Linked DNA regions of Homo sapiens: region 1 is linked to region 2. The links are chromatin loops, found by intact Hi-C in ENCODE. Cell type or tissue: Caco-2. All regions are shown on one strand. Each heading gives the region's core, and the rest is flanking DNA. Links, peaks and the distances in the headings are about the cores only.

What was found. Hi-C counts contacts between places; a loop is a spot of excess contacts. Peaks named below come from ENCODE experiments on the same cell type or tissue, not always from the same donor. Only the 100,000 strongest peaks of a DNase experiment are listed, where the experiment ranks them.
Region 1: a loop joins it to region 2, with 2.4 times the contacts of the local background. A loop is called at or near these places in 1 of 110 quality-filtered maps.

The regions. Positions count from the first base shown.
Region 1 is chr2:16,229,224-16,244,190 of GRCh38, forward strand. No RefSeq gene overlaps it. Among named protein-coding and RNA genes, the nearest start is that of GACAT3, 190 kb to the left of the region's middle. RefSeq lists enhancers at 5,542-6,277, 6,278-7,013. In Caco-2, for the core only: no CTCF peak of the experiment used is centred there; no DNase peak of the experiment used is centred there.
Region 2 is chr2:16,311,155-16,326,121 of GRCh38, forward strand. No RefSeq gene overlaps it. Among named protein-coding and RNA genes, the nearest start is that of GACAT3, 270 kb to the left of the region's middle. In Caco-2, for the core only: no CTCF peak of the experiment used is centred there; DNase peaks (open chromatin) are centred at 7,527, 7,807 and 8,877.

The DNA.
Region 1 (14,967 bases), core at 6,385-10,384, 81 kb before region 2:
GCAGGACTTGGTGGATTCACACTGGCATCCCCTCAGGAAGCAGGTGAGCAGGAAGTGACTGTTGGATGCACGAGAAAGCAAGGGAACCACAGAGGTGGGAAAATGCTGTCTCTTTTTCATTGTTAAGTCACTACTTTAGGCACAAGAGTGTAACTAAGTCCTTTCCAAATGGAAAATGGCTACTTTAGAGCCACGTGGACTCCTCACAAATTACATGTTGTGTCTTCTGTTCCTCTTTAAAATATTTTTCACAGGTAGCTTCATTAAAATGACGATCACTTCTGGGAGCAAATTAATAAATTCAAACATAGACTATTAGAATTTGAAGGGACCTGCAAGACCCTTCTCTCTTTAGCTCTCAATTTTAGATCTAAGAAAACTGGGTCAAGAGAGGCAAAAATAACTTACTCAAATTCCCTGTGAGTGCTTGTGGTATATTGTACAATACACCATAATAATTGTTTATAATAATTTAGTGATTCATTCAACTACTCTGCAAGTCAACTCTGTGTCAGGCAAAAGGTGATTCTAAACCATTGAGAAAAAGATAAAATATATTGGTTATTGAGGAGTAGTTTAACTTTTTAGAAATGCTTTCATCAACAGTAGCAAAAAGGAAAGCAAATAAAAGCTCATATAAGGTAAATTTCAGTTACCTGGAAAAGTTACCTATGTGAAGTGTTTCATTTTACAGGTGAACAGAGCAGTGAGACAGGGCCATATGACAACCTTTCCTTGTTCGCAGGGGATAGTTCAGGTTTACTTCTCTTGTAAACTTCTCTCTTCCCACCACAATTATTAATAGTGTGTTCTTTCACTCTCAAAAGTGTTCTGGCTTGGACAATGGCCATTCTACGTATAAAGCTTAGTCGTTTTTTCTTGTATAGCTATAATATCACTTTTTTTTTCTTTTTTTTCTTTTATTATTATACTTTAAGTTTTAGGGTACACGTGCACATTGTGCAGGTTAGTTACATATGTATACATGTGCCATGCTGGTGCACTGCACCCACTAACTCGTCATCTAGCATTAGGTATATCTCCCAATGCTATCCCTTCCCCTTCCCCCCACCCCACAACAGTCCCCAGAGTGTGATTTTCCCCTTCCTGTGTCCATGTGATCTCATTGTTCAATTCCCACCTATGAGTGAGAATATGAGGTGTTTGGTTTTTTGTTCTTGTGATAGTTTACTGAGAATGATGATTTCCAATTTCATCCATGTCCCTACAAAGAACATGAACTCATCATTTTTTATGGCTGCATAGTATTCCATGGTGTATATGTGCCACATTTTCTTAATCCAGTCTATCATTGTTGGACATTTGGGTTGGTTCCAAGTCTTTGCTATTGTGAATAGTGCCGCAATAAACATACGTGTGCATGTGTCTTTATAGCAGCATGATTTATAGTCCTTTGGGTATATACCCAGTAATGGGATGGCTGGGTCAAATGGTATTTCTAGTTCTAGATCCCTGAGGAATCGCCACACTGACTTCCACGATGGTTGAACTAGTTTACAGTCCCACCAACAGTGTAAAAGTGTTCCTATTTCTCCACATCCTCTCCAGCACCTGTTGTTTCCTGACTTTTTAATGATTGCCATTCTAACTGGTGTGAGATGGTATCTCATTGTGGTTTTGATTTGCATTTCTCTGATGGCCAGTGATGATGAGCATTTTTTCATGTGTTTTTTGGCTGCATAAATGTCTTCTTTTGAGAAGTGTCTGTTCATGTCCTTTGCACACTTTTTGATGGGGTTGTTTGTTTTTTTCTTGTAAATTTGTTTGAGTTCATTGTAGATTCTGGATATTAGCCCTTTGTCAGATGAGTAGGTTGCGAAAATTTTCTCCCATTTTGTAGGATGCCTGTTCACTCTGATGGTAGTTTCTTTTGCTGTGCAGAAGCTCTTTAGTTTAATTAGATCCCATTTGTCAATTTTGTCTTTTGTTGCCATTGCTTTTGGTGTTTTAGACATGAAGTCCTTGCCCACGCCTATGTCCTGAATGGTATTGCCTAGGTTTTCTTCTAGGGTTTTTATGGTTTTAGGTCTAACGTTTAAGTCTTTAATCCATCTTGAATTGATTTTTGTATAAGGTGTAAGGAAGGGATCCAGTTTCAGCTTTCTACATATGGCTAGCCAGTTTTCCCAGCACCATTTATTAAATAGGGAATCCTTTCCCCCTTGCTTGTTTTTCTCAGGTTTGTCAAAGATCAGATAGTTGTAGATATGCGGCATTATTTCTGAGGGCTCTGTTCTGTTCCATTGATCTATATCTCTGTTTTGGTACCAGTACCATGCTGTTTTGGTACCAGTGCCATGCTGTTTTGGTTACTGTAGCCTTGTAGTATAGTTTGAAGTCAGGTAGTGTGATGCCTCCAGCTTTGTTCTTTTGGCTTAGGATTGACTTGGCAATAAGGGCTCTTTTTTGGTTCCATATGAACTTTAAAGTAGTTTTTTCCAATTCTGTGAAGAAAGGCATTGGTAGCTTGATGGGGATGGCATTGAATCTGTAAATTACCTTGGGCAGTATGGCCATTTTCACGATATTGATTCTTCCTACCCATGAGCATGGAATGTTCTTCCATTTGTTTGTATCCTCTTTTATTTCCTTGAGCAGTGGTTTGTAGTTCTCCTTGAAGAGGTCCTTCACATCCCTTGTAAGTTGGATTCCTAGGTATTTTATTCTCTTTGAAGCAATTGTGAATGGGAGTTCACTCATGATTTGGCTCTCTGTTTGTCTGTTGTTGGTGTATAAGAATGCTTGTGATTTTTGTACATTGATTTTGTATCCTGAGACTTTGCTGAAGTAGCTTATCAGCTTAAGGAGATTTTGGGCTGAGACAATGGGGTTTTCTGGATATACAATCATGTCATCTGCAAAGAGGGACAATTTGACTTCCTCTTTTCCTAATTGAATACCCTTTATTTCCTTCTCCTGCCTAATTGCCCTGGCCAGAACTTCCAACACTATGTTGAATAGGAGTGGTGAGAGAGGGCATCCCTGTCTTGTGCCAGTTTTCAAAGGGAATGCTTCCAGTTTTTGCCCATTCAGTATGATATTGGCTGTGGGTGTGTCATAGATAGCTCTTATTATTTTGAAATATGTCCCACCAATACCTAATTTATTGAGAGTTTTTAGCATGAAGGGTTGTTGAATTTTGTCAAAGGCCTTTTCTGCATCTATTGAGATAATCATGTGGTTTTTGTCTTTGGCTCTGTTTATATGCTGGATTACATTTATTGATTTGTGTATATTGAACCAGCCTTGCGTCCCAGGAATGAAGCCCACTTGATCATGGTGGATAAGCTTTTTGATGTGCTGCTGGATTCGTTTTGCCAGTATTTTATTGAGGATTTTTGCATCAATGTTCATCAAGGATATTGGTCTAAAATTCTCTTTTTTGGTTGTGTCTCTGCCAGGCTTTGGTATCAGAATGATGCTGGCCTCATAAAATGAGTTAGGGAGGATTCCCTCTTTTTCTATTGATTGCAATAGTTTCAGAAGGAATGGTACCAGTTCCTCCTTGTACCTCTGGTAGAATTCAGCTGTGAATCCATCTGGTCCTGGACTCTTTTTGGTTGGTAAGCTATTGATTATTGCCACAATTTCAGATCCTGTTATTGGTCTATTCAGAGATTCAACTTCTTCCTGGTTTAGTCTTGGGAGAGTGTATGTGTTGAGGAATTTATCCATTTCTTCTAGATTTTCTAGTTTATTTGCGTAGAGGTGTTTGTAGTATTCTCTGATGGTAGTTTGTATTTCTGTGGGATCGGTGGTGATATCCCCTTTATCATTTTTTATTGCGTCTATATGATTCTTCTCTCTTTTTTTCTTTATTAGTCTTGCTAGCAGTCTATCAATTTTGTTGATCCTTTCAAAAAACCAGCTCCTGGATTCATTAATTTTTTGAAGGGTTTTTTGTGTTTCTATTTCCTTCAGTTCTGCTCTGATTTTAGTTATTTCTTGCCTTCTGCTAGCTTTTGAATGTGTTTGCTCTTGCTTTTCTAGTTCTTTTAATTGTGATGTTAGGGTGTCAATTTTGGATCTTTCCTGCTTTCTCTTGCGGGCATTTAGTGCTATAAATTTCCCTCTACACACTGCTTTGAATGTGTCCCAGAGATTCTGGTATGTTGTGTCTTTGTTCTCGTTGGCTTCAAAGAACATCTTTATTTCTGCCTTCATTTCGTTATGTACCCAGTAGTCATTCAGGAGCAGGTTGTTCAGTTTCCATGTAGTTGAGCGGTTTTGAGTGAGATTCTTAATCCTGAGTTCTAGTTTGATTGCACTGTGGTCTGAGAGATAGTTTGTTATAATTTGTGTTCTTTTACATTTGCTGAGGAGAGCTTTACTTCCAAGTATGTTGTCAATTTTGGAATAGGTATGGTGTGGTGCTGAAAAAAATGTATATTCTGTTGATTTGGGGTGGAGAGTTCTGTAGATGTTTATTAGGTCCACTTGGTGCAGAGCTGAGTTCAATTCCTGGGTATCCTTGTTGACTTTCTGTCTCGTTGATCTGTCTAATGTTGACAGTGGGGTGTTAAAGTCTCCCATTATTAATGTGTGGGAGTCTAAGTCTCTTTGTAGGTCACTCAGGACTTGCTTTATGAATCTGGGTGCTCCTGTATTGGGTGCATATATATTTAGGATAGTTAGCTCTTCTTGTTGAATTGATCCCTTTACCATTATGTAATGGCCTCTTTGTCTCTTTTGATCTTTGTTGGTTTAAAGTCTATTTGAGGGTAACCCGACCTTTCTCTCTGGCTGCCCTTAACATTTTTTCCTTCATTTCAACTTTGGTGAATCTGACAATTATGTGTCTTGGAGTTGCTCTCCTTGAGGAGTATCTTTGTGGCGTTCTCTGTATTTCCTGAATCTGAACGTTGGCCTGCCTTGTTAGATTGGGGAAGTTCTCCTGGATAATATCCTGCAGAGTGTTTTCCAACTTGGTTCCATTCTCCCCGTCACTTTCAGGTACACCAATCAGACGTAGATTTGGTCTTTTCATATAGTCCCATATTTCTTGGAGGCTTTGCTCATTTCTTTTTATTCTTTTTTCTCTAAACTTCCCTTCTCGCTTCATTTCATTCATTTCATCTTCCATTGCTGATACCCTTTCTTCCAGTTGATGGCATCGGCTCCTGAGGCTTCTGCATTCTTCACGTAGTTCTCGAGCCTTGGTTTTCAGCTCCATCAGCTCCTGTAAGCACTTCTCTGTATTGGTTATTCTAGTTATACATTCTTCTAAATTTTTTTCAAAGTTTTCAACTTCTTTGCCTTTGGTTTGAATGTCCTCCCGTAGCTCAGAGTAATTTGATCGTCTGAAGCCTTCTTCTCTCAGCTCGTCAAAGTCGTTCTCTGTCCAGCTTTGTTCCGTTGCTGGTGAGGAACTGCGTTCCTTTGGAGGAGGAGAGGCGCTCTGCGTTTTAGAGTTTCCAGTTTTTCTGTTCTGTTTTTTCCCCATCTCTGTGGTTTTATCTACTTTTGGTCTTTTATGATGGTGATGTACAGATGGGTTTTTGGTGTGGATGTCCTTTCTGTTTGTTAGTTTTCCTTCTAACAGACAGGACCCTCAGCTGCAGGTCTGTTGGAGTACCCTGCTGTGTGAGGTGTCAGTGTGCCCCTGCTGGGGGGTGCCTCCCAGTTAGGCTGCTCGGGGGTCAGGGGTCAGGGACCCACTTGAGGAGGCAGTCTGCCCGTTCTCAGATCTCCAGCTGCGTACTGGGAGAACCACTGCTCTCTTCAAAGCTGTCAGACAGGGACATTTAAGTCTGCAGAGGTTACTGCTGTCTTTTTGTTTGTCTGTGCCCTGCCCCCAGAGGTGGAGCCTACAGAGGCAGGCAGGCCTCCTTGAGCTGTGGTGGGCTCCACCCAGTTCGAGCTTCCTGGCTGCTTTGTTTACCTAAGCAAGCCTGGGCAATGGTGGGCGCCCCTCCCCCAGCCTCGCTGCCACCTTGCAGTTTGATCTCAGACTGCTGTGCTAGCAATCAGCGAGACTCCGTGGGGTAGGACCCTCCGAGCCAGGTGCGGGATATAATCTCGTGCTGCGCCGTTTTTTAAGCCCGTCGGAAAAGCGCAGTATTTGGGTGGGAGTGACCCGATTTTCCAGGTGCCGTCCGTCACCCCTTTCTTTCACTAGGAAAGGGAACTCCCTGACCCCTTGCGCTTCCCGAGTGAGGCAACGCCTCGCCCTGCTTCAGCTCGCGCACGGTGCGCGCACCCACTGACCTGCGCCCACTGTCTGGCACTCCCCAGTGAGATGAACCTGGTACCTCAGATGGAAATGCAGAAATCACCCTTCTTCTGCGTCGCTCACTCTGGGAGCTGTAGACCGCAGCTGTTCCTATTCGGCCATCTTGGCTCCTCCCCCCGTAATATCACTTTTTAATTAATAGCAGATTCTAAGCAATGTGTCACTGATCTGTTGCTGTCGAACCCTGGACATCTCAAGGCTGCCTGCTTGTGAGAGAGCTCCCAGAAAACTGTCAGCAATGCCAGCGGATGCCCTCTTTCCTCTCAGTGTCTTGCTACTGTGAATATGTTCTGTCCACAAATGCTATGGCACAACCTTCCAAATCCCAGGAAAATAAAGGACACCTCGAAGCAGGTTGGTCTGTTTTGCCAAAAATAGAAGCTACCAGCAGTCTTGGGGGTGAGGAGATAGAGGATGTTGATGGTGTGTCATAGGCCAGATGCAAGTCATTCCAGGCATTTTTGCATAAAAATCCACTTCCAATCTTCCTACATGAATTGCCATTAGGTACATTGCTTTAAAGTGTTAAATGAACCATCAAGTTTTTCACTTGGCAATTGCTAAACTTCCAAAAAATCTGCTTTGTCAGTTTTGGATACTCACATTGTTTGAATTGTCTGTTGCTGTCTAACTCCCATTCTTGGGGGTAGATGGAGAGAAAGATGACTTGATGAGAATGTGTATGGGAGCAACTCACCTCCCACACTCTTGAGAAGGCTTGTCAGAGGACCTAAATGACATCACATCACCCAACCTCTATTGTACATCTTTGTAGAAACTGATATGAGAGACTAGGTGTCCCAGATGGTTGAAAAGATATTAGGACTCAATTTCCACCTATATCTTACTCCATGACAGCTGTTTCTTACCTGGGCCCCTGTCTTTAATCTGTTCCCTCACAGTTCACCCTCTCCACTGCAACCTAAGAGATCATTCTGGACCAGAGAGACACAGGCAGAATCTAGCTTCCAACACTCTGGGGTTTCGCTACCTCCAGATTTAATGTCCAAGCACAATATCATAAAGCCCTCAATAAGCTGATCATTGTTTCTTTCTTGCTACATTTTCCAGTATAAGTTTTCTTCTATTGTGTACTTTTGAGTTAAAATGAAAACAGGTTAGATGTGTTGGCTCACTCCTGTAATCCCAGCACTTTGGGAGGCCAAGGTGGGGGGATTGCTAGAGCCCAGGAGTTTGAGACCAGCCTGGGTAACATAGTGAGACCCCATCTTTACAAAAAATAATTTCAAACAATTAGCCAGGCATGGTGGTGCACATCTGTAATCCCAGCTACTTGGGAGGCTGAGGTGGGAGGATCACTTGAGCCTGGGAGGTTGAGGCTGCAGTGAGCTGTGATTATGTCACTGCACTCCAGCCTGGGTGACAGAGCAAGAGCCTGTCTCAAAAAGAAAAAACAAACAAACAAAAACAAAAATAAAGTGAAAACAGTCATGCACCAGAATTAAATGCATCAACTCTCACCACTACCAACAGATGGCATGAGAAGGTGCTTGTAAAATACCACTTTGGACTTAAGAACACTCTAGGAACCAACTTTTCTGTAAGCAGAGGAGCTTCTTTTTCTCTAATTTTCTCCTCTATTTATCCACCAACTCATCCATCCATCCATTCATTCATCCATCCATCTATCCTCCCATTTATCCATCTATCCATCCATTCATCCATCCTCCCATTTAACCATCCATCCATCTATCCATCCATCCATCCACCCACCCATCCATCCATTCTTTCAACAGGCAATTGCTTGCTTGCTCTGTGCCAGACACTTGAGCTCTGTGGTGGTAATCATTGGGGGAACAATGAAGCCCCTGGCCTCAAGAAACTTGGAATCTCGTACAAAAGTGTTGTATTCCCCCTGCATGCTTGCCATTGCCTATGACCATACGGCATCCTTCACCTAGAGTATCATTATTTATGTTCTCCATCTAGAAAATGCTTCACTAACATTAAGAGTTAGTTAAAGCACTTCTTTCTAAGACTATCCATATCTCCCCATCAGTAAGAATATGGAGTCAGACCTGCAAAAAACCTCATGGTGTCAGACAATGCACAGGAAGCTTATTTCCCCTTTATTACCCATGGGACTTTAAAGAGATCTTTCTCTTTTTTTGAAACAGGGTCTGGCTCTGTTATTCAGGCTGAGTGCAGTGGCATGATTGAGGCTCACTGCCACCTCTGGCTCCCAGGCTCAAGCAATTCTCCCATCTCAGCCTCCCAAGTAGCTGGGACTACAGGCATGTGCCATGACACCTGGCTAATTTTTGTATTTTTAGTAGAGATGGGGTTTAGTCATATTGCCCAGGCTGGTCTCAAACTCCTGGGCTCAAGTGATCCGCCTGTCTCGGCTTCCCAAAGTGCTGGGATTACAAGCATCAGCCACCTTGCCCGGCCTTAAACAAATCATTTAATCTCTCAGGGCCTTAGTTGCTCAAACCATAAAATGGGAAGGATAATAATTGCTTATCTAATCTCACGGGGTAGTTGTGAGATTCACATAGTTGTCTAAATGCCTTAAACCACTGACTTTCTGTTGATTCATTTATTCCCTCAACATTTGTTAAGTGCTCTTTGGGCCAACCCTTGTGTTAGTTCTGGGGATTTATATTTAAGTGGACCCTTCCCACAGGGAACACATCACCTAGAGCAGGCAACAGTCATGGAAAAATTCCCACGCAGTGAGACATGTGATGAAAAAAGCCAGCGTGGGGAGGGTGGCTTCAAACATGAACATCATGCGATTTAAAATAACCAGAGCATGCATTCGCCTCACACTCACTATGCACACTGTCCTGTTCTCATGCTTTGCTTGCATTTGCCCATTTAATTCTCACATTTATTATCTCTCTTTGAAATAGGAACATTTATGATCCCCATTATACAGATGAGAAAAATGTAAGCAAAGGATGGTATGGCTAGTAATAGGCAGAGGTAATATTTCAACCTCCTAAGCCCTTTATAAACAAGCTCCACAGGTAGGGGTGAATGGGCATCCCATGGGGCCAAGGCAGTGAGTGAGGGTGTTGGCATGACCAGAGCAGAAGAAGGTGAGCTCGCGGGAGCAGGTCGAATTCCTGAGGGCAGGCAGCCTGGCTGAGGAATCTGCAGCCCCCAAGGTTACTGAAAATAGGTATCGTGTGATCAAACGCAGGCCTTCTAGGAACTTGGATTTACCTCCTTTTTTTGTCCTCCTTCTTCCCTCTCCTTTCATTCCTGGGGAATGTCTTGCCTGTCCTCTTGGACGCTGGCCTTGAACAAAGATGGCTTAAAAAAATAGTTGGAGGCGAGAATCAACTTTCACTTCATTAAAAAAAAAATTCTTTTTCCTTTCCTTTTTTTTTTTTTCCAGAGATAAGTTTCACTAATTTTTTTTTTCCAGAGTTGAGGTTTGCTATGTTGCCCAGGTGATTCTACTGCCTCAGCCTCCAGAGTAGCTGAGATTACAGGCCTGTGCCCCCACCCCTGTCTCTAGAACTAGGTTTTGGTTTGCAGAGTGGTAACATTCCCTGGCTACAGTTGTATGTTATGAGCCTTGTACATTTGCAGAGTATATGGGAAGAAAGCAGCCATTCATCAAGATCTCTCCTTACCTGTTGGACTTTGGATATATGACAAGAAGTTACTAAATGTCTAAGTAATGTCTTTTCCTTTTTATCTAAAAGACCCTAAAAATATGAGTATTTGGCATCATTCTGTCAACAATTGATTTGATTTGCCGTGAACTGATCTTTGCTAGGGTTCCAAGTTGGTTTAAATCAATGAGCTCTCTCTTTTTTGTTTTTGTCTCTCAAATTGTATTGCTTTGGAGAGTTTTTCTTTGAAAAGCTTTTATTGACTTTTGCTAAAAGAAGAAGCGATGTGTCAGATTCTAAATGAAATCCTCTTTCTGAGGAGCTGTGAGGTCCCCACAATGTGTCAACAACAATCAAGATGTTGAAATTGAAAGCATTCACAGAGGTCATTCAGCCCAGCCATTCCCAGATCTGACCGATCACCGGAATCATGTGGGCATCAGAGACAGAGCAACAACAACAAGCTACAACAGCAGCAGCAGCAGCAGCAGCAGCAGCAGCAGCAGCAGCAGCAGCAGAATGAAGGAATGAATGAATGAATGAGCGAGTGAGTGAGTAAATCCGCATTTCTGGAGGAGACTGTATTTACGAAGAATCTTCCCAGATCTCTATGGCAGCATGTCTGGGGACCCCTGCAGTCACTGGTCTCTCCAACAGGGCAGCAACCCAGAATGGTGCAATTTTGGCATTGCACACACCTGAGGAGGCACATGGGGGCTGAAATCCAGTCCAAGCTCCAAGGGAAAGACTTCTTTTTCTCTGTGTGACTCCCCCAACCTGTGGAGTGTGCCTCTAGGGCTGCATCCATGCAAGGGGACACCTTTTCCTAATTTTCACAAAGGTTCCCTATAGGTTAATGGGGGCATTGCTAAGAAACCCAAATGCTGCAATGATTTTTAAGGACCATGCTGATTGATGGTCATCTTGGACTGCCACTGAGGTCTCACATTTTACTGTTAGTTCATTCTCTTCCTCCACTCCTCTACTACCTGCAACCATAGTCTTGCTCTAGATCCTGCAGCCCATGACATCCCATTCCTCTTTCCCCAGGGAGACCCTCACGGATTTTGAAAACAACCTGTTCCCACTTGTCCTAGGTTTATTGGTCAGAATATCCCCGCTTCTTTCTGAATAACCTGGATTTGGTTTTCTTTCCATTTATCAAATTCTCCCATAATCTGTATCATCCACATGGATGGACACTTCATTTGGTCACTCACTCATTGTTTCACTCATGAGTGCATACTGTGCAGCTGGTTCACCATGCACTAGTTACCAGCTTGTCTAGTCTCATGAGGCAGAACACCCATGCATATCACAGGTTACATAAAGAGGGTTTATTACTTACAGATAGATAGCAAGGGGCAAGAGATGCCGAGGGCCTGTTGTAAACCCATCCCCCAAGACTCAGGGAAGCTGCCTGGGGTGGATAGAGCTTCAACTGCACACGCTTCATTTGCAGCACTGCAGAGGGACCCTGGAAAGCAGCATTCCATGGGTTTTATACCCTAAGGTCACATGACATGTGGGGCTGAAGCACTGATGGAATCTTGTTTCTGAGGGAGACTGGGACAGAGCTCTGGCTATTCCGGCCAGCTCCTCTCTATCTCAAGGATGTGGCATTCTCAGCACATTCTAAATTTTTTTTTTTTTTTTGAGATAAGGCCTCACTCTGTTGCCCTGACTGGAGTGCTGTGGTGCAATGATGGCTCACTGCAGCCTTGACCTCCCAGGCTCATGCAATCCTCCCACCTCGCCTCCAAGGTAGCTGAGACTACAGGTGTGCACACCATGCCTGGCTAATTTTTTTTTTAAGTTTCTGTAGAGACAGGGTCTTGCTATGTTGCCCAGACTGATTCTCAGTGCATTCTAAAACAGGGGAGAACTGGATTGGTTGAAGACCATCCTGATCATATGCCAAGCATTCGACAGTTGTTCATCAAATATTTATTAGTGCGACTATGTTTTAGTCTCTTCTCCAGCCTTTGGGGATATAGTGACAAGCAAAATAGAACATGTTTCTTATTTCATGGTTCTTTAAGTCTAGTGGTAGGGAAGACAGATAACAGACAAGTAAACCAATAAATAAGAAAGATAATTTTAAACAGTGTTGAGTCAAGCACTTTGCAAGGTGTTAAAGGAGTAAGGAGATGAAAAAAGTGCTTTCTGCAAGTTGCTTACAGTCTAGTGGGGAGATTCATTCAAACTCATAGTTTCCACCTGGCTTTGCTCATATTGAAATCAAGGCTTGTAGGAGACCATTGGAGCATGGGGCCAAAAGGCCTAGGGAGGAGGAGGGGTCCCTCTCTGGGATCAGGCCTCCTCAGCCCAGAGGCAGCAGGTTCTTACCCAGTTAGGATTATTCTAGTTTGTTTTAAATAACTCTGGCTTACTACATTGTTTTTAAGGTCACGTTGGGTAGACTTGATTTTAGAGTCTGATTCTTTTTTAGGTGTGGAAGGAGTTTTCCATGAGAGAATAAAACCCCACATTGCAATTCCCATTTCAGTCTGGTGGGCCTTGGAGCCAAAATAGTTTGTGCACTAAGTGCTAAGCTATGCAGAGATGGGAGATATTCAGCTCCTTCAATCTGGTAGGCTTGGCAGGGCGAGCTCTTGGTAACAATGACTTCCTATATACCAACTATAGTATAAAAACTGTGGCTTGTGTTTTGTCTTGCTCTGTGCCCTCTGGGGCCAATTCCAGCTCCAAGCTCCCTTTGAAGTTTCTGTGCCTGGATTGGCTTCACAGGCTCTGAAGCCAGATGAGAAATGGGCCCATTATTAATGGGGGCAAAGAATTCGCACCCTCTTCATTCTGTGTGGGTGGTATTGGGATTCCATGGGATACCCTAGGGGAGAGTGTCAGACTGCTCAGAGCACTGGTGCCGGGCTTGGCACTGGTTCTTTTTGGGATCTGTTGGCACTGAATGGCACTGGACAGTAATGACTTCCCTGTGTTTAGCTGCGAGTGATGAGAGGTTACTCTGGACAGATGATGGGTGTGGTGGGGGTCATGCATTAGGAGAGCAGATTCATTCATTGTTTAATTGATTGGTTCGCTCATTCAAACATTTACTAAGTTCCATTCTGTGCCAGGTCTTATGTTTCTCCATTTCTCAGGGAACAAAGAGCCACAAGATTTTGGTAGAGAAGATGAGTGTGCAAGGGACTTGGTGCAAAGCAGAGTTATAGGCACCCTGGAAAAAATCTGAGTAGCAGGGGGCAAGGCACAGTGAAGGAAGTCATCCGTTCTCTCTGGCTGGGGGTGGTTAAAAAAGGCTTCAAGGAGGAGGTGGTGTTTGAACTGTATTTTAAAAGTTAACATCAGGAACAGACCAATGATAGGAATGTGGGTGTATTACATTATGATGAGACACATTCTACTCTGTTTACAAAGTCTTAACCAAGCTTTTAGGGTGGCTCAATTCTGTTCACAAGGAGTGGGTAATGAGCTGGTTCTATTTAGTAAGATAGAGACAGAAGAGTACCCTGGTCTAGTAGTCAAGAAACCCGAGTTTGTGATGAGTCCTCGCTTGCCCTCCATGGATGTTGTTTTACTCAGCTATAACATGAGAGATGTGGACAACTTCAGCAATATTTCACCATTTCCTAGGAAGAGTTGAAATGGTTGCGGTAGGGGTAGAGAGCTGAGATCTCTTGCTAGTCCACCCCTTGCTCCCTAAGGGGTCCCACAAAGCAAAGCTGAGCTTTGCAGAACATCTTGTCAACCTTGTGAAGAAATGGCTTCTAAGACCCTTTCCAGTCTGATACTTGGAGCTTGATCTCAAATTGAGTCCAGTAAATTCACAGCAATGTGACCTTGGTGAGCCTTCTTTCTTGCTTATGAGCCCTTCTTCCTCCCTCATTTCCACATCTGTAGGATAACAGGTTGGACAATATGACCTGGAAGCCCTGTCTCTTCTGGCTTTACAGACCAAAGACCTACAGATCCAACTACACTGGCTGTGCAGGGGATTTGGTTATAAGGAAAGAAAAAGGATTCTATTTGTCAGGTGCCTTCCACAGACCACACACAGGGCTAGGGGTTTTGCTTACACTACACTTCATCCTTCCAGCACAGAAGTCTCTTGAGGCTGTTATAATTGTCATAGCTTTAAAGATAAGAAAACAAGCCCAAAGAGATGAAAGAACTGGAGAAAATTCTCCAGGGTTGTGTGAAAGAACAGGAGAGTGGATGGGGGCCTCTGCCTCTCAGTCCAGGGCTGTTTCTGTCATTCTATATCTTTAATATCCCTGACAGCGTGACCCTCTTTTCTTGGCTGTCTGGTCAACACAGTGGGCTGCCATGCAAGGTGGAACTCTAGTGGCATGATGTCCACAGTGCCTGCTGGTCCAGAGCAGCCCTGGCTGGACAGTCAGGCCATACTCAGAAAATGCAATGGCCTTGAATCAAGGAGCTGCTTGGCTGGACAGATAGAAGGGGGCTGTGAGGTCCCAGATGGGGGAGTCCTGGGCTTAGAGTCAGAGGAGACTCCACTTTCTCACATGTTGGGGGCTGGGGTCTTGTGTTGGGGAAACAGAGGCCAGGGGTCCAGAAAGGACCACCCTTGAAGTTAATTTTTGGAGCAGGGAATGTACTCTACTCTAGATGTCTGCAAGAGGGAGATGCAACTTAAGCGAGAGAGGATGTGAGGGGATGGCTTGTCCCCCGCGAGTGCATGTGTCTGCATGTGTCTCCCCATGTGACACGGGAGTGCATGCAAACACATCCATGTGGCCAGGGTGCATAGGTGTGCATCAGGAGTGCTCGTGCTGTGGGCTTCTGTGTCAGCAAATACGCATTAGGGAAGCTGTGTATGTACACACGTGTGTTTGTGTCCACGTAAAGAGAACAGACGCATCTGTGTGGTATGGGTTTGCATGGAATGTAAGAGTACTGGGGAAACACGTCTTTAAAACCCATTGTGAAAACCAGTCCATTATGAAGGTGTGTGCTTCATTTTGGAAAAGGGATCTAGTTTATTTTTATTCTTAGCACCTTCTTCACCTCTCAGGTAATAAATCGCTCTTATTTTGCCTATCACCATAGGTCCTGCCCCCAGGAATGCTATGCTGTCTAGAACAGTCTATCTGGTTTGACCATGAGAAAAGCCCTTGATTT
Region 2 (14,967 bases), core at 5,901-9,900:
TTGTTTGCAATAGTGGAAAATGGGAAACAATGCAAATGTTGATCAGTGAGTGAATGAGGAGCTCCATACAATAGAACACTTATCAGCAATAATAAAAAGAAATAATCCATTTATAAACATGACAACTTGGGTGAATCTCAAAACAATTCCACAGAATAAAAAAAGTCAAGCAAATACAGATGTCACATGGTCTATGAAGCCATTTACATAAAATTGTAAAATAGTACATTAATTTATTGCAAAAAAAAAAAAGCTAACCAGTAGTTTTCTGGGCCCATGGGTGAAGGGAGAGATGGATTGCCAAGGAGCAAGAGGAAATTTTTGGGGAGTGCCAAATGTTCTGCTTCTGGATTGCAGTGGGTGTAAAGCCAAAGTCACTGAACACTCAAAGTAATTAAACTATACACATTGCAAAGTATAATTTTATTGCATCTAAATTATACTCAGTAAAGTAGATTGAAATGAAGTAGAGAGGTAGGTATGAGGGTGGGGGAGATAAGTGGGTGCAGACAAGGAGGTGATCCCACTGCACCACGGTGAGGGGCTAAGAGATCAGAGAGGGTCGAATTTACCACCCGGGTTCTGCCTGGGTGCCTGGTCAGCCTAGGGGTCAAGGGACTTAGGCATCTTTTAGAAGGGTCACTCTGTCCTAGATCTGACAGTTACCAACAGCAGAAAACAAAGGCTGTAGCTAATGGGAAGGAATCTTGGACTAGGAGAAAACAGATGGGGGCTCTTTTAAGCTTTTTGCCTGACGTTGAGTAATGATCCTCCCCTCTCTGTGCCTTGAAATTCAAATCTCCAAAATGAGGAAGTTGACTTAGAGCCCAAGATGATCAGAAAAGTTCTCTGTAACCCTGATATTTGAAAAAAAAAAAAAAATTAAGCCTTCCTATTTAAAAAATAATAAAATTACTTTTTCTTTCCTCGGTTCAGGCATATATTTTTCTAAGATGAGAGAATCAAACATCTTTCACATGAAGCCTCACGTGCTTCAGAATCTGGTCCAAGCTCCCTCCTGCTTTTCTCTGCCTTCCTTTGTACGTATTTGTACCCTGTGCTCCAGGGACCTAGGACATTGTACCATTTCCCAAACACTCCAGGCTCTTTTTACCTTTCCTCAGGGTCTCTGTCTCAAAAACTCCAATTAGTCTTTGACTCCTGGCTCAGACACACACACACTCTCTCTCTGCGGCATCTCCTGACTCACTTGGACAGTTAGTTGCTTCCTTCTCTGAGACTCCTTCAGTGCCCTTTTTGGAAGGTCACTACAGATCCAGCTCATTGTACTATAATGATTTATGTTTGGGTGGCTCCCTCTTGACCGCAGATTATGAATTTGGTTATTTTGTTTGTTGAGCTATTTATCCAGCCTCCATCTACATGCAGGGATTATACCCAAGAAAATGGTAAAATACAAATAAGAAGTAAAATGCTGGGAGCAGAGAACGTGTAAATTATCACGTAGAGATGAAGCAGGGGAAAGTGGGTCATGGATGTTCACTCATAAAGACCTCCTCAGTTGCTAAAGGTTGGGCATCTTGGAGGCTAAATCAGAAAAAAAACTGTGAATTACATGGTCCTCCCTATCCCCAAAGGAAAAACACAGAAGCTCACCAGCACAGCCAAGCTTTTTCTAGTTCTCTAATTTAAAATAAGTATTTTGCTGTGTGATGTCACAGTGGGGACACAAAAAGATGTGACTCAAGGCCTGGGTGGCATCCCTAGAGCAAGGGCAGGAGCTGATCTCACAAGGCTGTTGGGTCTCTCTGTGAAAGCTGAAGGCAGGACATCAAAGAGACCCAGTCCAGCCATTCTGGGAATTACGGTGTGGTGCTGGGAAACTCCACTGCACTTGTGGTTATTGTTGCCCCTGTTCTACTGCTGAGGCTGGAGAGGTTGAGTGATGTGTACGTGGTCTTGCAGATGGCAAGAGACATCCATTCAGCAGACAAGTTTTGAGTGCCTTGGATGTGCCAGGCACTTTCTTGCACAGGGAAGACAACAGTGAAGAAAGCAAATTTCTTACCCTTATGGTTCTTTCATTGTGTTGGTAAGAGACAGATAAACAAGCAGACTAATAATGACTACACTTTATATTAACTAGTGATGCACACCATGGTGGATATACCACGTAAGGAAGGGGCGTCTTACTGACACCAGGCTATGGGGGAGGGCTCTGCTTTTCTAACAGAGACCAGAGGGAAGTAAGGGAGCGAGCCATGGGTATCTGAGAAAAGCTCTTCTGGGTAGAGAGAATGCATTGCAAAGTCTCGGAGGTGGGGACACGCTGGGGTTGTCAAGATGCATCAAGGAGGACAATGTCGCTAGGGCAGACGCATGAGAGGGAGCGTGGAGGGAGACACAGCCAGAAGGAGAGTGTGTGGCAGCTCACGCAAGGCCCTGTGGGCCATGACATGGAATTTAGATTTTACTGAAAATGACATGAAATAACACTGGGAGATTAAGAACAGAAAATGAATGTGATCTGACTTATGTAGTCTACATATTAGTTTCCTTGGGCTGCCAAATCTTGGTGGCTTAAAGCAACAGAAATTTATTTTCTCACAGTTTTGGAGGCCAGAAGTCTGAAATTTAGGTGTCAGTAGGGCTGGGCTCCCTCCAGAGGCTCTAGGGGTGAATCCTTCCTTTGCCTCTTCCAATTGGTTGGGGCTCCAGGAATCTTTTGGCTTGTGGCTGCATAACTCCAATCTCTTCCTCCAGATTTACATCAGCTTCTCTTCTGTGTGTTTGTCTTCTTTTCTGTCTCTTCTAAAGACATTTGTCCTTGGATCTAGGGCCCACCCAGAAAATCTGGGATAATCTCATCTCAAGGTATTTTATTGAATTACATCCACAAAGACCTTTTTTTCCAAAGAAGGTCATGTTCACTAGGTCCAGGTATTAGAATGTGGCCATATTATCTTTGGGCAACCATTCAACCTGCTATACAAAGTGAAGCAATCACACTTTTTGTTTCAAATCACACTCTCTGTGAGAATCTGCGGGAGGGTTAGGGTGGAGGAGGAAGACCAGTTAAGAGGCTCATACAATCATCCAGTGAGAGATGCTGTGACTTGGGCCAGGGTGGGGAAGCAGAGAAGCACATATTCCAAACATAGAGCCAAATGGAATAAAATTTGTGAGAGGAGAGGTGACAAAGATTGCTCCAAATATGGAAGGAAATTAACACTAAAAGAGATGAGGATAACTGTGGGAGGAACATGTTTGAGGCAGTGGGAGGCAATCTAGAATTTAGTTTTGGATACATACACCTATGTTTTCTATTAGACATCAAAGTGATGATGTTAAGTAAGTATTTGGCTATATCAGTCTGGAGTTCAGAAGAGAGGTTGGTGTTTCAGCTGTAAATCACTAAGTCATTGATGGGACAGGGATGTTGGTGAAGCTCCCTAGGGATTGAGTGTAGATGGAAAATAAAAGGTCAGAAGATGGGGCCCTGGATTCTCTAGCATTGAGCAACCAGGAAGAACAATGAGAAATCAGCAAAGAGAGAGAAGGAGCAGCTAGTGGTTGTAGAATCAAGGGTTGGGATTTGGATGGAAATCTGAACCCAACCTCCTTTTTAAACACCATATTGTGAGGAAGCGCTGTAGATTATAAATCTGTGTCCCTTTGCAGGCTACCACAGGGCCTGGCACAAAGCAGGTGCCAGCCATCTGCCTGCTTTGTGGTGAGAAGGATCCCAGACAGGGCACCTGGTAGACTACAGCCTCTACATTAGGATCACCTAATGGGACCAGCTGGAGCAGGTGGACGGGGGCAGCAAAACAGGGAGGACCTTGGCTTTCCTCAAACAGCTGAAGCGAATCTCTGTCTCTGGTTGGCATTTCAGGAAGCCCTCAGCCACCCAAAGTGTTCTAGACAGAAAGGCTTAGAAAGAAAGCCAGTTAGACAGAGGGGGTGGCTCTCTGGTGCACAGAGTGGGAGCAACTGAAAGACAGAAAAGATGGGGAAGAAAGCGTAGAAGGTGTGTGCTCAGTGAAGAGAAGGCAGGACTTAGTGGAGGAGGCCTGGAGGGTAGGGAGCTGCCTCAGATGACATGGGGATGCTGGACTTCGGCTCAAGGTGAGGTTCTACACATCGTTGCACTTCAGTTTTCCCATCCATAAGTGGGATTGGGCCTGGCTGTCCTCATAATTTTGTGATGAGCATCAATTGAGAAAATGCAAGTGAAAGTACTGCATAAACAAAAAGCACCGTGGCCAGAAAAGGGGTTCGTTTTGAAGGAAGAATCAACAGCAGCAGCTTGGAAAATGATAACCTGCAATTCCAAGAATGCTAGTGTTTACTGCATCGGTCTAATTTTGTACAAAAGACATATAGGAAACACCTGATCTGTGTCAAGCTCTGTGTCCAGCTTTGGAGGAATGAAGAACTAGACAAGATTCTGACTCTCCAGTGCTCCTGGTGGAAGCGTGATGGTGGGTAGGTGAAGCCCATTCAGCTCACACATTGCGAGCGTCTTTTGTCCTCCTGATATCATGGAGTGCTTCCCATGTCAGCCATTACACTGTGGTAGCCTCTAAGATAGAACAGTGAATAACAGTGCTATCTCAGGCTGAGGGAGAATGTCTTTGGAGCTGAAGGAACTGAGTTCTGGAAGACTGGCACCTTGGACATTACGTTGGAGTTTATAAAAATGCAAAATCTTTAGGTCCTTCCTGGGCTGACTGTGTCAGAATCTGTAATCTAGCACAATCTCCAGGTGACTCGTGTTAAAATTGACTGCACATTAAAATTGCAGAAGCAGAGACGCTGTTGATATTCAGCCTGAATAAGTCTTTATTTTGAGGGGATGTCCTGTGCATTGTTGAGTGTTTAGCAGCCTCCCTGGCCTCTACCCACTAGATGCCAGCAGCATCCCTTTCCCGCTTGTGAAAACAGACATCCTCCAGACGTCCCTTTGGAGGAAAAACCGCTCTACCATTGAGAACCTCTGGATTAGAGCAGGGCTGCTTAAAAACTGATCCCAGCCTGACAGCCTCAGCAGCGCCTGAGAACTTACAAGGAAGGTGGATTCTAAGGCTCCGTCCCAGAAGGATTGAAGCAGAAACTGTGGGTGAGTGGTCGAGCAGCTGAGCTTTAACAAGCACTGCAAAGTGATTGATAGACGAACACTAACGTATGCTAGAGCAGTGGACTTGTCCCGGATGTACATTACAATCACCTGGGAAGCTTTCTGAGCTCTATCATCTCTGCTCCCCACCACAAACCAATTAAATCAGATCTCTGGTGGTAAGTGACACAGGCGATTTAAATGCAGAGCTTGGGCTGAACCAATCAAGAACCAATCAAGACAAATGCAGAGGGGATTCATCCAAGCTCACTGAGGTCAACAGTAAGAGACCAGAACTCAAGTCTTCTGACTGGTCCAGGGGGGCCTTTCCTTACTAGGGAGAGGACAGGTGACAAACAGCCTCCCGAACTGGCTCCTGAGGAATTGCCCACCCACAGGGCATGTTTAGATACATCTTTGATCAGGAGTCTTGGTGCGTGCAAAATGCTCTAATCTCTGAGACGTTCTGTGACATAAACTACCCAGCGGGCTTTGCAGATACGTTTGAAGGAATTCACTGTGTTTATAGTTTTCTGGACACGAACAAGGAATTCTGGGCCCAGATCTTCCTCTCTCTGTCTGCTGTCTTCTCCCCCAGCACCCGGAGGTCAGAGTATTTGCTGACTTCTTTTCATAGGGCTCTGTAGGTGATGTCGTCCTATCAGGAAACACCAGAAATGTCAGCACTCACATAAAAGTGTTTGTCACAGGCGATAACCCACATAGTCACTCAAGCACCACAGGACAAAAATAGGCAGAAGGGACTTTTGAAATTCTTTAGGGGCAGATAGGCGGTAAGTGGGCTTCGCACTCTCTCCTCAGCATCCTCACACACTGTTAAGAACCAGCTTCGAACATGGCGCCTGGTGAAGCCAGACATTCTCCATTAAGGGCTCTCAGGTTCCTTCCTGACCCAACTCCAGGCAGTACACTCTCGCTCACATCCATTATGTTCGTATCGTCATGATAATTCTGTGGAGTGTGATTTCTCTCTACTTTGCAGCTTGGAAACTGAGGCTCAGAAATATCTGATTCCCCCTATTCAATTGTGCAGTCTACATTGATTGAGTGCTGACAGTCGAGGCTTTGAGCCAAGAATGGAGATATGCTACAGTTTTGGACAACCTTCATAGAGTCCATAGTCAGATACAAAGGTCAATAGATAAATACCATGCGGTGTGGGCTGTGCCAGTCATTGACTTGTGTCTCTCAGCCAAGCCCATTCCATATTCTGAGATGATGGGGCTGGGAGTCTGAGAACCACATTCCCCAGAATCCTTTGCTAGCAGGTTAGACTCCCAGGTGGGATCAAGGGGACGCCCTTCCCATTCTTCCACCTCTCAAAGGAGCAGTACAGAGCTCCAGCCACTCAGGGTTTGTGGCAACCTAGACACAGCTGTGCCCTACAGTGCACTCTGAGCAGCAGCCGTCCAGGTGTGAGGAGGCCCTCTGAGGAGCCAGTGCTGCCTATGAAAGTGTCCCCTGTCCACTCAGAGATTCAAGCACCAACTGTGCAGGACCCTCGAGGAGGCCCTGGCCACAGACACGTGGCAGCTGCTTGGCAGTCAGAGCACCTGCCCCCCACACTCCCCTTCTCTGAACTTCTAGGTCCTGGTAACCCCACCTCTTCCCTTTTGTTCCCTCAACCCTAGAGCTAGTAATGGCTCTCTCAAGTCACAGATCTCTGAGTAAATGCAGTGCTAATTTTAAAAAACCTTTTCAGTCTTCCCACACCTGTAGCACACATCTCCTGTATTAAATCCCCTCTGGTTGGAATAACCTCTCACGGCTCCTGGGTCCTCTCTGGACCCCGAATGATTCAGGTCAGCTCAACCTGGGGAAGACCTTCTTGGGAAAGTGACAAAGCTGAGAAGTGGAGAGTGAACAGGACACAGCCAGGCAAAGAGAGAAGGGAGAGTGCGGCAGGAAGAAGGAAAAGGGTGTGCAAAGGCTCTGCGGTGTGAACACACTTCTGCCATTACAGGAGCCGTGAAAAGGCCTCTGCAGCTGGAGTGGGGGCAGTGTGGCACCTGATGAGGCTGAAGGGGTGTGCTGAGGGGAGCCTCATAGGCAGGGCCTAGCCATGGTTGTATGTGGGGTGCCCTGTCTTTCCTAGGGTGGTGCCATGGCACGAATGACCTCTCTGAAGGTGTGTCATGCAGTTCCCTTGCCTGTGGGTCACAGAAAACATTGGATCTAATCTCAAGAGTAGTGGATTTTGAATGGGAGAGGTGCAGGGTGTGATTTGTATTTGTAAAGGGCAACTTTACCTGCTGTGTAGAGAACACATTGCAGCGAGGCCAAGTGGAACTGGAAGTGGTTGTAGCAGTTTGTGCAGGAAGAGATAGGGAGGAATGGGGCCGGAGCAGCATGGGGCTCCCTGGCTCTCTGACCTGGAGGCAGTCACTTCCTCTTTCTGTTTAACCAGCTATAAAAGGAGGAGGCTGGGCCAGGGCAAGGATTTTTCAGCTGGAGTCTAAGTCCTCTGAGGGGGGTCTATGGATGGGGGTCAAGGGGTGGGAGAGACTCTGAGATTGTACACAAATGGTTGGACCTATGTCCACAGATGCCTTTTTCCCTCAGGGAAAAGGGTTCTTGACTTTCAGCACATTCTCTGTGAGGTAACAGCCACAGAGTTTTAAGCCACTCATCTAACAATCTGGAAAGGCACTTGCAGCTCAAATTGCCAATGGCTTGCGATTCTGGACCTTCCCAGTGAGTCATGCATTCTTAAAGTGTTCCTGCTGGCTGTTAAAGTTTGTGAGGAAGGGGAGGGGACCCTGACACCATCTGGAGGCAGGGTGACATGCCCATGGAGCTGCTCCAAGCACAGGTACAGAGGTAATCCACTCATGGTGGCCTTTCTGAGCAGCAGGCTGGAGGCACCATTTCACTTGATCATTGACACAACCCAATGAGGCAACAGGCATTGACACCCACTTCGTTACCTGTGCAAAGGCTCCCCGAGGCCACCACGCCACCCTACTCTCTCACATCACAGCCAGGGCTGCCTTTAGGAGCGCCCCATGTTTGCCTTCTGCCATCCCCACCTTCCAGCGCTCCTCGCCCCTGACCAGTGCCCTCTGACACCTCTTTCCATCTCCCCTCTCTTCGGAAACAACGGAGTTCTCTGGAAAAATAAAATGTAAAATCAGACTCACTCTCAGTCACACGAATTGGGGTCACTGTGTCCAATTTCCAAAGGGAAATGTTAGCTTCATGCTGCAGTGAGACTGGAAATGCCATTCCTTTCTGAAAAAGTGGGTCAGGCACCAGAACATGTTACAGGGACTGGGGTCTTTACAGGGCGCCCCTGGAATCCCTGAGGGCAGGGCCACAGCTGGCTCTCGCATGCGTGCCCACCCTGTGCTGCCGGCCCAGCCCACGGGCTCCATCCTCCAACCCAGGCCAAGGCAGAAAACCAGATGCCTTTCCTATGTCTCCAGCGTGTCCCATCTTGCTAGGATTTTTCACATTTTTCTGTGGAAGCCCTTTATGGTCTGTGACCCTGGCCACTGCTGAGCCAAAAAGACAACAGATTTATGGCAGGCCTGGAGAGCAACAATCCATGGATGCATTTTCCCTGCTTTCAGTCAGTAATTTATTTTTAAATGATCTTTCTGTTATTTATGGGTCTCGCTGACTCCGATGGCCAGGGTGAACTGCATCTTATCAGACTAGCAAAACTAACTGGATTAAAGGGCATCCCTCACATGTCATCAAAAGGAGGACTAAGAACCCCGATGTCTCAGAAGTGCAGCTGAACTGGTTCATCTCCTTTTGTCCCTGAACAGCGATGTGAGCTCAGGCCAATGCCTTTGGGCCATGGGGTCAAACCTTCGCGGCTCCTCAGTGTTGAGGGCACAAGGCATGACAGCCGACTTCCTGCCTTGTAAAGTGGGGCTCAGGACACCCGCCACAGACGCTTATAGTGACAGTAGGGGAAGTCGTAGGGAACACCTGGTACATCTAATACTCAATAAATGCTACCTGTGTGATTATTATGGCCTTCTTTACCTTGTCCTCATCTCCCCTCTGGGAATACACCACTCAGAACCCAGGATGAAAAGATAATCATCTTTATATGGGGCTTGACCACTTCTAAAATATAAATTCAAACAATAAACCAACTTGGGGACGGGCACGGTGGCTCATGCCTGTAATCCCAGGAATTTGGGAGGCTGAGGCGGGTGGATCACTTGAGATCAGGAGTTCAAGACCAGCCTGGCCAACATGGTGAAACCCTGTCTCTACTAAAAATATCAAAAAAAAAAAAAAATTTGCCGGGCATGGTGGTGCGCCTGTAATCCCAGCTACTTGGGAGGCTGAGGCAGGAGAATCGATTGAACCCGGAGGTGGAGGCTGCAGTGAGCTGAGATAGCACCATTGCACTCCAGCCTGGGCAACAAGAGTGAAACTCTGTCTCAATAAATAAATAAATTAATTAATTAATTAATAAAATAAGACAAAATAAACACACTTGGAATCCTGTACCCTGATGTTGGAATAACATGGGAAGACAAGAAGACCAGGATGGCAGTTTATTTCTCTCCCAGAAATGAAGATCCGCTTCCACTCCAGCGTAATTACAGTTTAGCAGGGCCTTGTCTGAGGCTGAGGATTCTCGCAAGTACACAACTGTCTATTGTTCTCCCTAGCTCGTTACCATGGTGATCTAATTAAAGCTGCATCCAATGCTGCCAGCCCATAGGTATGGGCTGCGCGTGCAGCTCCTAGTGGCCAGGGGCGCGTGGCCTGCCCCTCTTGAGGCACCTTCCCAAATCCTCAACGAGAGCTGGTTGTCTGGGATGGGACACAAAAAATGCCTTCCGTTTAGGGACAAGCTGTGGGTTAAATGCTACTCCCCGCATGTTCAGAAAGGTGCTGCAGGCTTGCTTTGGGACCTTGGGAAGTGGCTTCATACACTTCATTCTCAGTTTCTTCGCGTATAACAGGAATGACAATATCTGCTTTGTACAGAAAAGAAAAGATTTGTGGAAGGACCTTGAGGGAAAATGCAAGCAAGCCTGCTCGTGGCTGTCATCCTTCCGCTGCACTCTGTTGCAGTGGCAGGAACATGGCGGGGGTGAGGAAGGAAGGCTGGACAGGCTCAGGTCCAAACTGCTGTCCCGAGGCAGCTGGGAGCTGCCTCACAGACCTCTTACCTGGTCTGTACGATGGGGACAACCGTAGTCAGCTCACGTGGCTATGAAGATGCAACAAGATATGTGAAGTCCCTGGCACATGCTGGGCATACCACCGCCTCCCAGTAAATGCCAGGCCAATGGAAGGACAATTCAGTGTCAGCTCCCCAATACAGGAGCCAGCAGCCCACACGATGCCATGATGAAGCATGCCACCTGATGGGCAAGAGCATGGGCTCTGAGTTCAAATCCTTGTGACTGTGACCCTGGGCAAGTCACTTAATTTCTTCATGCCTCTAGTCTTGTTTGTAAAATGAATATAACAGTGTTGGAGCTGGAGTTAAATGATGACAAAAATGGATTATGCCTAGAATATATTTGATACTGAATTGGAGGTAAACTCCTGTCCTCCTGTTCTGTCCAGGCCCAGGGCACAATAGGCCTCCTCCCTGTTTGGATCCAGTGCTCAGCCCTTTCATTTCACAAGCATGCTCCCCGTGAGGGAGCACTGTGTAGGTACGACCATACACATGTGGTGTCTACTTTAATCTTAAGATTCAGCCTATGATATGAGCACTATTGTAGCCCCAGTTTTTGGAAGGATAGACAGAGATTTAGGCAGGTAAGGTGACTTGTCCAAGGTAACACCACCTGTAAGTGATGGAACTGGGATTTGAGCTGAGGCAGTCTGACCGCCTTGCCCTGGGCTTATGCTTCCTAACCACTATCCTCTGCTGCCCCTCACTGGATTGTCATTGAAAGCCTGTGAAGTAGGCATGAGGATCCCCATCTAAGCAGATGAGTGAACAGGCCAGGAGAAAAGACCGGGTCTTTCAGTGCCCCAAAGCTGGCCAGTAGTAAGGGCAGGACCTATATGTTGGCCTCATCCCAATTTCAAGGGCAAATGCTCTCCTATCTCATTGCCTTGAACCAGGCTTTGGGATCATCACTGAAACTGGCAAACCATCCAGTTAGCCATCCCTCGCTTAGGTCTTCCCCATGACAACGTCTTCCATCCCTCGCCTCTCCTCACCACTTCCCTTAGCATTCCTGGGGTCCTGTGTGAATCAGGCAGTGTGTCGGGGACATGTGCTACTGATTATTTCCCCGGCTTATCAAAGGCCTGATCTCTTTCCTTGTAGCCAGAGCAGCTCAACACCTCGTCCACACACCACAGCCCTCATTTCCTTTTTATGAAGATTGGGGAGCAAAAACATTTCAAAGGCTACCAATTAAATGAACCCTGCCGTGCCCATAACCACAGTGCCCCTTTAGAGAGCCGGAGAGTTACAGAGTCAGTAACTGACAGGCCAGCACATGTGGTCTTTATGATCCTGCAGTTCTTCTCCCAAGATGTTGGCTGCTTTCCCTTCATTCTTGATGCCCTGAGTTCTGCCCAGTCAGTCCAAGGGACAGGGCTCCACCTGGCATATTTCCAACTGGCTTGTGCAAATCATGTGTGCCCACCTACAGGCCTTGAATGCTCCACAGTCCAGGAGCCTGTCCTTTATCAGGGAGCTTTATCAGGGAGGAAGCTTTATTGGGGAGGAAGACCAGGTTCTGCACGCTTAACTGCATGCCTAAGCCTGATTGTCCTAAATCCCCTGGATAGCCCAAGAGCCTTCTGTTTCTCTCCACTCCATCTCCATTGCTCAATTCAGACCTCACTATCTTCCCTCTGGTATGTTACAACTGTCCCATAAATGATGCCCCTTCCTCCACCAACTCTGACTGCAATCTACCCTTTCCATGACCACCAAAGGGATCTTTCAGAGAAGGTAAGTTTTTTATTTTTTATTTATTTATTTATTTATTTTTGAGACAGGGTCTTACTCTGTGACCTAAGCTGAAGTGCAGTGGTGCAATCACGACTCACTGCAGTCTCAGGTTATCCTTCCACCTCAGCCTTCCTAGTAGCTAGGACTACAGGTGCACCACTATGCCTGCCTACTTTTTGTATTTTTTGTAGAAATGAAGTTTCACTGTGATGTCCAGGCTGATGTCAAACTCCTGGGCTCATGTAATCTGCCCACCTCGGCCTCCCAAAGTGCTGGGATTACAGGTGGCACTTAAGTCTTCGCTGCCATATTCGAAGTCCTGTAATGACTCCCTATTGCCTATAGCACAGAGGTGAATCTTCTTAGGTTGGCATACAAGACTCTGTGATGCAGTTTTTGCCTGTTTTTCTAAATCTTCCTCTCCCTAATTTAAACTCTTTACTCCAGCAACATGGAACAGTAAGAAGTTCCCTGTACACACCTGCATACCACCACACTGCCTATTGATGCCCTTCTGAGCTCTCCTTCACAAAACCACTTCTATTTATTCCGATATACAGTCCAGGCATCACCTCCAGTGGAAGATGACTCCACGATCACCCAAGCTCACAGCCCCACCTCGGTGCTTTTGTATACTGGTGGGCCCCTTTCCATAAGCAAACATTCTTTTACACCCTAATGATCTGATTTCTTATTCTTTGGTTCTGGTAGACAGACGGACTTCTGAAAGTAGGCATTTTACCTTCTTTATTTTGTCATCTGGGTGTCTCAATCAGTTGCTGGCTCAGAGTAGACACTCAATAAGAGTCTGTTGAACTGAGCCAAGATTGAGTTGGCTCAGGGAAAAAGGAACGGCTGGCAGCCTTGAGAGAAGATCTTTACCTCTTTGGGCTAAACTGTGTGTTTCATTGATCTTGAATGAGAAGCCAATGAAGGAGTTCACATGTCTGCTCCCAAGGAGGCTGCTTGACAAAACAGCAGTGTGTGTGTGTATATGTGTGTGTGTCTGTGTGTGTGATTTTTATCATCTTAATCTGAAAACAAGAATGGGCCAAGCCTTGTAGGATTCGGATCACATGCCTTAGTGCATGTCTTTGGGTTGGAAGCATCTTCTTCAACACTTCTATTACTTGCTAGAGGAATACACCAGGGAAGAGACATCGTCCCCTGAGGGTGGCGTATTTGGAGCTCAACTCAATACAACCACCATAGAATGAACATTTGCTATAAGTCCCACCAGGGAATGAGCCACACATAGAGGAGGTCTTGGGTAGCAAAGAGTGAATCATTCCCGAACTCTGCCTGCAGATGATCATAGTCAGGGGCAGGATCAGAAGATGGTGTAGATAATTGTAATAACAGGGGATGATGCCATGATCCAGGGAAACTCAAGGGCCTGAAGGATAGCCTCTGAGTCTGACTGTGTGGTTGAGAGGAAGAGGCTCCCATGCTCATTTTCCAAGGACTGCCAGAAATTAACCAGGGGAATGGGCAGAGGGAGCTGCTGCTTAGCCAGCAGACAGGCTGTGCTGCTGTGTACAATGTGCCCTGCTGCTTTGAGAGGCCACAGATCACCCAGTCAGTCTGTCCCCCATACAGAGACAGGTTCCCTCTGCATCTTCCCTAATAGCCTGGCCTCCAGGCCACTTTCTGCACTAGGGTCACTGCTAATGCTAAGCCAGGACTTACCCTTCAAGCCATGCCCTCTAGATCATTGCTTTTAAAGCAAAGAGGAAAATGGAAAGATTTTGCAGCTGTAGCTGGAGAAGAGAAATGATGATAAGGCCATCCCTGGGTTCCCCTGTGAGTTTTATCATATATGAGCTGCCTGACTTTGGTTAAGTCCCCTCACATCTGGCCTTTGGGAAGATTTGATGAGAATCTCCTTCTGGCCACGTTTTCTGCAAGAAAGCCCTGTCCCTGGGCTGGGCATAAAGACCCAGCTTGGGGTGGAGGGGAGTCTGACATTTTGGACACTGGCACTGAGGACTGGGGGAGGGTGGCCTCACCTGGATTTCCTGTGCAGATCAAGCAGGCCTGCAACACGGTGGGGGCGTTTCAGGTTGGACAGTTGCTGCAGACACAAAGCCTCAGAATTACCCTGCAATGCACACAGGTCACGAGCAATAAAACGCCTTTTAAAATGTCATCTGCTGAACTGCAGATTCCAACTAATAAATCCCCGTGACCTGGAGGTACCTGGGGTCAAACATTTGCAATATGGCCCCTGGAGCTGCCCTGCTCCCTGGAAGATGGGCCGGCTTTATGAGCTTGCTGTTTGATGGTTGCCATAGAGGCCAGCACATCCACCTGGGATGGGGGGTGGGGAGAAGACAGAGACTCAGTAACATGTTGTAATTACCCAACATCCTAGTGAATCATGTGTCAGCACCCACAGTTGGGGAAAAATTGGGAGCTGTTGCTCTCCAAGGACCAGCTCTGTAATCTATAAAACAATGAGATCACCATCTGGGCTAGGGGAAATGGAGACAGGGCTCGGCTCTGTTCTCAAAGTAAAGGAAGGGAAGAGAAAAAAGATAATGATAGCAACAGAGAGGCTGCTGCCTCTGGCATGGAAGGAAGCTGAGTCCGTCCGTCCATTGTGCTGCACTCGACTTCCCGACGGCTCTTGGGCATAGGCCTCAGTGCCCCCTGTGCCAGATGATGACAGTGCAGCTCCGAGGGCTCATTCCACTCTCCCAGGCTGCTCTGAAAAGGGGACTGTCTGGGCCTTTCTGGCTCTTTCCTCAGTGCTGCTCCTCCCTGAAGATAGTGCTTTCCAGTGCACAGGCCATTTTCCCTCCTGTGGGGAACAGTCCTTTCCCACAGAGAACAGGGAGGTCATTCCTCTCATTTTACAGATGAAAAGTGGAGGCTTGGAGAGTGGAGAGACGACGAATTGAACCAAATTTTACAAGATGATTGGGTTTGGGGTAAGCTGAAAGGCACAGGGGGCATCCCAGGT